Linked DNA regions of Homo sapiens: region 1 is linked to region 2. A link is an interaction called in ENCODE POLR2A ChIA-PET data of the cell type or tissue named here. Cell type or tissue: K562. All regions are shown on one strand.

What was found. Peaks named below come from ENCODE experiments on the same cell type or tissue, not always from the same donor. Only the 100,000 strongest peaks of a DNase experiment are listed, where the experiment ranks them.
Region 1: POLR2A ChIA-PET joins it to region 2 with 5 read pairs; 2 of 35 experiments call an interaction of 5 or more read pairs at or near these places.

What each region holds. Positions count from the first base shown.
Region 1 is chr12:130,945,997-130,949,996 of GRCh38, reverse strand. No RefSeq gene overlaps it. Among named protein-coding and RNA genes, the nearest start is that of ADGRD1, 5.9 kb to the left of the region's middle. In K562, no CTCF peak of the experiment used is centred here; a DNase peak (open chromatin) is centred at 1,605; H3K27me3 peaks cover 385 bases.
Region 2 is chr12:131,133,298-131,137,297 of GRCh38, reverse strand. ADGRD1 (adhesion G protein-coupled receptor D1) reads right to left here. Exons shown (of 25, transcript NM_198827.5): 22 at 1,135-1,261; 23 at 284-325. Among named protein-coding and RNA genes, the nearest start is that of LINC01257, 30 kb to the left of the region's middle. In K562, no CTCF peak of the experiment used is centred here; no DNase peak of the experiment used is centred here; H3K27me3 peaks cover 1,939 bases.

The sequences.
Region 1 (4,000 bases), 190 kb after region 2:
GCAAGGCGGAGCAGCAGTTCGTAAGCAGTGTGCTAGGAGGGGTGTGCAGCACACAACGTACATGGAAATGAACGGTGTTAGAAGCCTGGGGGCGAATTCACTGTGAAAGTCACACGAAGGAGTTCAAGAATTCTTTCTCTGAGTGGTTAAGGGATGGGACATTCTGGAAAGAAGCTATGGAATGGGCTAAAGCTCCGATGCAGCATGCCATGGACCATGGGCGTGTGTTGTTTCTACCAGCCCAGCCTCCCCTCCGGCTCCTGTCGGCTTTCCTTTTGAAGGACGTTTCTTCCACCGACCCGTGAGCTCAGACGGGACTGTCAGAAGCTGCAGGTGTTGCGGGGGAGTTGTGACCCAGTGGGAACACTTGCAGCTCCTCCATACCACAGGCACTGTGAATGGCCCAAAGGTGTACATGTGACCCACTCAGAACCAATCAGTGTCTTCCCCGGGATCAATAGATTGACCATGGGAGAGAAAAGACTCCCTCCGCCACTGCAGTTGCTAATCCAGAATGGTCTTCAATCAAGGCTGGTGATGCCCATTTTTCCCACAACAAAGAAAAGAATTACACAGAGCTGAAGATAACAAGCAAACATAGAGACTCTAGCCGCCTAGCCTTGGAGAGGGTCAAGAGAAAACCTGATGCTGTCAGCTGAGCCCTTGGATCCTACAAGACCTAAAGCCAGCATTCCCTGACAGGCACCGAGAAATTTATGTTAGGCTCAAGCAAGTTTGAGCTTGGTTTCTGTCCCTGGTCATTAAGAGTCCTGGTCAGTGACACAGATTTGAGAAACCACAATTAATTATATATTCAATGAAGAGTAGGCACAAGTAGGGAAAGTGGCAGGGGCTGAGGCTGGAGAGAGTCAACAACATAATCAAGAGGGCCTGTGTACGGGGCCCCTTTCATTCACCTCTTTAAATCTTCTCTGCCCTACTTCTTATCCACCTACCAGTAGGATGATCAGCTTCACACTGGCTTCCACCAGCGTTGCTCCTGATGGCGATGCCCTCAGAAGCCAGAGCATGCTCCACCCTGGGGTCTCTGACTCAGCAGATGGGAGGCCCGGGAAAGCCCTGCAGCCTCAGGCATAAGCACCCAGAAACGTGAGGTACTCGAGCCCATGAAGTGCAGGATCCAGTGGACAAACCCGCTTTTCTCCCTCCAACCATCATGGTTGCAACACGGTAGCATTTCCCTGCATTGCCGCTTCCCCACTTCTGTGTCTGTTGCCCCCGTCCCCCACTTTGGCCCCCTGGACTCACACTCTAAAGCACTGCTCACACGTGAGTGTTGGCACTGGGCTCTGCTCTCAGAGAACCAAGAACGAGACACTCGCGTAAGTTAGTCCCAATGAAGCAGCATCGTTTGTCTGGGGAAATCCCCGGGGTTTGTTGTCTCCTGCTAAGGAAATCAAAGACATGGACACACAAGGAGTAGGTTTAAGAGCAGAAAGTTTAATAGGCGAAAGAAAGAAGAGCGCTGCCTTGTGTAAAGGGAGGGGGACCCAGCGGGTTTCTGGGTTTGGGGTGAGATGTGTTTGATTTCATAGATGAGCTTGAGGAGGCGGTGTCGATTTACATAGGGTGTAGTGGATTGGTTGGACCAGATATGCCATTTACATAGCCCGGAAGAGGCTGGCTATCCCACTCTAATCTTTTATTATGCAAATGGAGTCTTTACTTGGCTGGCACCATGACGCCCGCACACGTGGCGACAAAGAAAAGGGAAGAGGGAACCTCCATGTTGAACATACCTGGCTTCCAGGTTTCCCTTTTCTATTGGCACAGCTGCCAGCATTCCCCTATGCAGGCTTCCAGCTTACTTATCTACACTGGCAGCTTGATTTTTCAGGCTGCTTTTTGTTAGAAAAGAAATGACTTGGAGGCTGCTTTCTTATTAAAAGGAAACCTTACCAAGGACTCCCGTACCTTCACTAACCACCTAAATCATTTCTTTTTAGCTCCTGTATCACCAAGGATCCCAAAGGCATTCACGGATAGACTTCAGGGATCAGGAAATGCTCTGGATCACATATACTTTTTTTTTTTTTTTTTTTTTTTGGTGACGGAGTCTCACTTTGTCACCCAGGCTGGAGTGCAGTGGCATGATCTCCACTCACTGCAACCTCCACCTCCAGGGCTCAAGCGATTCTCCTGCCTCAACCTCCCAAGTAGCTGGGATTACAGGCACCTACCACCACGCCTGGCTAATTTTTTGTATTTTTAGTAGAGGTGGGTTTTCACCGTATTCGCCAGGCTGGTCTCGAACTCCTGATGTCAGGTGATCTGCCCGCCTCAGCCTTCCAAAGTGCTAGGATTACAGGCGTGAGCCACCATGCCCGGCCCACGTGCACATTTTGAATGTGCATATGTGAATTTTGGGGGGAGAAGGTCCATAGCTTTTATCCAGTTTTCAAGGACAATGAGAGCAAGGATGAAAGTGTAACAAACTGCTTAGTTGGTAAGGAGTGTTTTCAGCAAGAATATGCACAGAGGACATTGCTAATTGCCTACTCAAATCTGTTCTCTTCTTTCTCTGTATGCAGAATTGCAAATATATTTGGGTGCCAATATGCACAAGTAAAAAGGTTACTTCCCTTTCAGCTAGGGGTGGCCATGTGACCTACAGGCAATGAGAGACAGGCAGAAGTCTCTTGAATGGGCTTCTGAGAAGACATTTTGAAAAGGCAAACTCCTTTTGACCTTTGTTCTTCCTGAAGGCTTCTGACCTTGACCTTTCTGGCTGGAATGTGGAAATGCTAAGCTGAGGTGGAGCAGCTGTCCTCAACCATGAGAATGAAAACCACAAGCTTTTCCTCCTGGGATGTAAAAAGCTGGAAAGAACATCACTCCCATCACGAGAAAAAGCCAGGTAATCTACAAAATCTTAACTTTTCTTGAACCCATCAGAGAGCTGAGGTTCAAGGAAATCACCCTGCCCGAAATCTAGGGGAAGATAGGTCTAAGGAGAAATGGGACATGAGCGTCATCTCGCAGGTGGCAGAGCGTGAGCTCAACAGGTAAGAAGCATTCAGCAAAAGCTTTTGATGGATTTCTAAAGGCTGGTGTAGGCTGGAGAGAGAGCATAGACTGCTGGCAGCTGCACACCAAGGAAGTTTGTTCCCATCTCGGCCTCTTCTCCCTGGATGCCCAGCAGGTACAGAAGAAGGACTGGGGGCAGGCAGGAGGCTGGAGAGAACCACTCTGCACAGCTGGAGAAGTGAGTGGCCATCACTGTGCAAGGGCACAAAGCCCTGCCTGGACCTTTCTCCCCAAGGAACAAAGCACAAGCAGTCCTTGTGCTGCTGGGGGAAGGACAGCCAGCCCTGCCAGCCGCAGGGCACAGGGAAGAACCTCTGGGATGCAGTGGGGAGAAACTACCCTCTATTCCCAGGGCAGAGGCAGAAACTCTCCTGGGTCCAGATCATCAAAGATCTCCTTCAAATGGGAGAGGGGCAGGGCCACCAAGAAAATCCATCTCAAGACACAGAGACACAAAGTCCACCTAAGACTGAGGCCGGGCCTCAGAACCTTCTCTATTCCCCATGCCCAGGCTTGCAAGATCCAGCGTTCTAGGACTGAGAGGGTAGGAGCCAGAGGAGAGCCGCTCTGACATTCTGGCACACAAGAAACACTTAAAACTGAAAGTAGAGCAGAAACACTGAGAAAAACCTTCTGCCAAACCAAACCCCACCCAAAGCGCAAGATTCTGCCAGAGGAATGTGAAGCTACCAGTGGACTGAAGGCAACCATAGCAACAGAACCCAAACCCAGCTCAACTCGCCTGATTGACTTAACACACATATCACACACACATGCACATATACACACCAACACACATACCTTACACACATGCACATAAACACACCAACACACATACCTTACACACATGCACATAAACACACACATCTGCACACACCCACACATGCAAGGACACACATGCATTAATGACCTAGCAGAGAAGACTTTTCCCCATTTCCTGGCATAAATACTA
Region 2 (4,000 bases):
GAGGACTGTGGGGAGCACGCCTACATCTCACTCTCCCTAAGATGCAGTCGCCAATTCTCCAGGGAGAGAGGATGCTTGCATATCGCTTAGCAACTAGGCGGGGAGAGAAGAGCTGCTCAGCAGCAGGCCCCAGGGCACACAACTTGGCATCAGGAACGTGGCTGGCTCAGGATTTGAGTCCCAGACACCACCCTGACAGGGCAGCGCTGTTCCTGCTCCTGTGACCTTTCGGAAAGGAAAAGCCAGCTGCACCTGCACCTGCCAGCAAGCAGAGCGGACGTACCTCTGAATTCAGGAGACAATGAAAGAGGAATATGAACAGTCCCTGGGAAGAAAGGGAAGAAACGCAGAGATTAGAGCCCTTTGCACGTAGTTAGGAACACTGGAGGTTCCTCCCATGCAGCCTGGGAGTGGCACTGGCACCGCACACTGTGACACCAGGTCCCATGACCTGGGGCCCGTGAGGACGGAGAGGCGTCCTGGGTCCCACCATGATCCAACCTAGAATCAGGCAGCTGCTCGGACCGAGTTCAGAGAGGGGGTGCTGCGTGGGCATAGGTGCGGCAGCAGGTGGGTTCCCAGGCAGGCTCAGCGTGGGCAAGGGCAGGCACTTCCGGAAGACGTGCCACTGGCCTGCAGACACAGACGCAACTTGAGTAGCCCAGGGAGGGCTGGGAGGGCCATGGATGGCGATGGGGACCCATGCCTGCCCTTCCTTGGGGGCCTGTGGGTCTGAGGGCCCTGACCCTGCGCATCCCAAGTCTTTGGTTCCCAGATGACCCTCCCTGGCCCTTCACACAGAGGGCAGCACCTGGGGGACCGCCCTGGCCACCTCTCTGCCTTTCTTTCCAGAGCTGCCACAGGCAGACTGTCTTACTGTCCTCCATTCCCAGCCAGGACATGCCAACTACAGATGCTGGCCAGAAGCATAGGCAGCCCCGCCCTGAAGGGGTCAGGATCCTGCAGGCCCCACTTTCTGAGAGTCCTCAGGCTTCGGGGATGCCCCGCATTACAGGCTCCTAAGGTGTGGCCGGGAGGGCAGGCCTCCCTCCTGCCCCTGCAGCCCTAGCTCCCTGCAAGCCTGCTCCTGATGGCTGGCGGCCCTGCCTCCCCGCCAGTCCCCGCGGCTCTCACCTGCAGGGAGTTGAGCGTGGCAAACATGTACTGGAAAACCACAGCACAACCGTTGACAGCAAGCACGCCAAAGACCCACGAGGTACCCAGGATGGGCAGCAGCACGGCCACTGCCTTGGCTGTCAACCTGGAGAGAAACAGTGACAGTCACCCTGAGTGGCAGGAGGGCAGGTGCAGGCTGTGAGGACTGCCCTCGAGACGCCAGGCTTCCAGATGGGTGCAGGCACCGCCCTGCCGGGAGCAAGACCTGGGGTCCTCCCTGCAGGTAGCCCTGGTTGAGGCATTTACCTGGGAGGAGCCTCGGTGTTTCCACACCTCCATCCCCTTACAGCTGGTGGGTGGGAGAGAGCTCTGGAAAAGTTCAGGTAGCACCCAGGGCTCACCTAGGCCATAGGGAGAATCTGTCCAGGCCCAGGGCTTGCATTTGAGCTGTTTGCAAAGATGAGGAGGAACCAGGACGGAGGGGAGAGATTCGGGGGACTGAAGCAGCAGAGCATCCCCCGCAGCGTCCAGAACCCAGGCCTCCTGTGAGACGCTTGGAAGGGTGCAATGAGGCCTGGGCCTGAAATGAGGCCATGGCCAGGAAGATTTCTCCAGGCCTCACTGGGCTGCAGCCCGCGTGTCCCCCGCTGATCACCCGAGCCCTCCTGTGACACTGACGGTGAGTTCTCAGAGGGCAGGGCCAAGTGGTCATCTTCATGGCCCTGCTCATGCTCAAAGGACGTGCTAAACAAGGGCTTGCTGAACTGCACTGTGAACTGACAGAGCCCCATCGCTGAACACACCAGCCCCATCAGCATGCGTTTTTATCTCCCTAGAGCCCATGGGCCCTCTTGACACAGGAGAGGCAGGTTATATATTGACCCCATTGTATAATAAGGAAACTGAGGCCCCACAGCCCCTGGTAATGGCTAAGGTGATACAGGGTTTCATCAGGGGCAGAACCAGAGGGTATGCAGACGTCCCCACCTGGGCCAGTTAGCACCTGCTCTGACTGGGCACACCAGCTGCCTGCCTCAAAGCCATTCCTGATGTGCTGTGTCAATCATGGCCAACTACCTCAAGCCCAGTCCATCCTGACTTCTGAAACAGCTGGGCTTTCCACAGCAGGGACCTTCTGCCTTTGAGCTTTAGAGAAAAGTCTAGAGACTAGCGGAGTTCCTGCTGCCCAGGTCAGCCACTGTCACATGCCTCGGTTTACCCCTCATCACTCAGGCCAGTGACTGAGATTGTCTCCCTCATAGACTGTGGGTTCCTTAAAGGCTGGAGCTTGGTCTTTTTGTCTCTGTAACCCCAAAGTGCATCCCAGCACCAGGACTCAGAGGCTCTCAGGAAATAAACATTGAATGAATGAATGAATGAATGAATGATGAACAAGTGGACGGCCATGCAGCAGTGCTGCACACAGATCTGGCACCTCCCCGGAGGAGGTGAGATGCGGCCATAATGAGCTTCCTTGTCAAGAGACCAAGAGCCTGGCACTGACAGCTCCGGGCAACCGGTGCCTGTAAAACCCAGAAGTGTTCCAGCACTTCAGCTCTCAGAGAAGCCGCAGCCAGCTTGTTCTCATAATGCTAATGCAATAAAAATAAAACACCTGTTTCTGGGAAACAACAATATCATGCATTATTCAGCTACAATCTTTAGGTCCCGGGAAACCGTATCTGAAAGGATCAATCACTGAGAAATAAGTACCAAAATGTGCTACTTTTAAAGTGATGGTTTGACTTTTCTTAAAATGAACAATAGAAGAAGATCTTGGGGGAAGACGCTGAGCTGAAGCTCTGCGGACTCTCAACACGGCCAGAGCTGTCAGTGTCCCTGGTCAAAAGCAGAAGAAGAGGGGTCCCTGGATCTGAAGGAGGCTCTAGGCAGGGGGTGTGCTTTCCTCTCTGATCTATGACCCCCTTCTGCTCCCCCAAGGTTGGCCCTGGCCTAGGGGGCTCAGGCCCTGAGTCTCCAGGCCCCACAGCCCACCTGCTCGTGGGTGCACTTCTGTGGGGGTCTCACCCTCACGCCCCCGCCCCCAGGGTCCCACTTGTAAAACCTGACCATTCTCTGCTTCTTTTTCAGGAGTCTGGAATCACAATCAATAAACAGAGACTTTTTTAAAAAGTGAAAGCCAGGCTTCTCCCCCTGCTCAGACCTCACTTATTCTATTCTCCACTTTTCTTGGGGTAGGGGGGTGGCAGGGAAGTGAAAGCCAACCCTGTGGAGGGCCCCTGAGGAAGAATCTTATCTTGTTATTCACTGAGTACTGGGCTGCTTGGCACTAAGAAAATCACTAGAATAAAACCAGAGGATGAAGAATAGCAAGGTGCTGGGGAAGCTTCCTCACGATGCAGTGACTGCCTCTTCCTGCCTGGCGCCTGCTCCCTGGCTGTGCTTCCTCAGCCCTGGGAGTCAAGTGTTACACAATCCACACTAAGAAGATTGTGAGGAAGCATCCCTGAGGGGCAGACCTGGCCGCCCAAAGGAGAGGAGCTGAAGGCATTGGGAAATGTGCTGGGTTGCACAATGGAGAGGGACCCAGAGCGGTCTGTCCCCAGAGATGCCTGCCTGCACCTCCCCGGAAGGGACGCATCCCTGGGCTGCCAGGTGCAGACGCAGGTGGGAAGGATGGGCAATGCCTTCAGCTGTGCCCTGCAAAGACCTGGGCATGCTCTCCCGGGGCACGCTACCTCGAGCCTTCACAAGAGCTGCAGACACAGTGCCAGCCTGTCGCTTGGAGGACATTTCCATGGAGAAGCAAAGGCAGTGGACAGAAGCTGCTTCCTGGGTGGGCACTGATGGGAGGATGGGGCGCAGTGGGGTAGAGATGGAAGGCGGTGCACAGGTGCGGGGCAGGTGCACAGGGGTGTTCTGG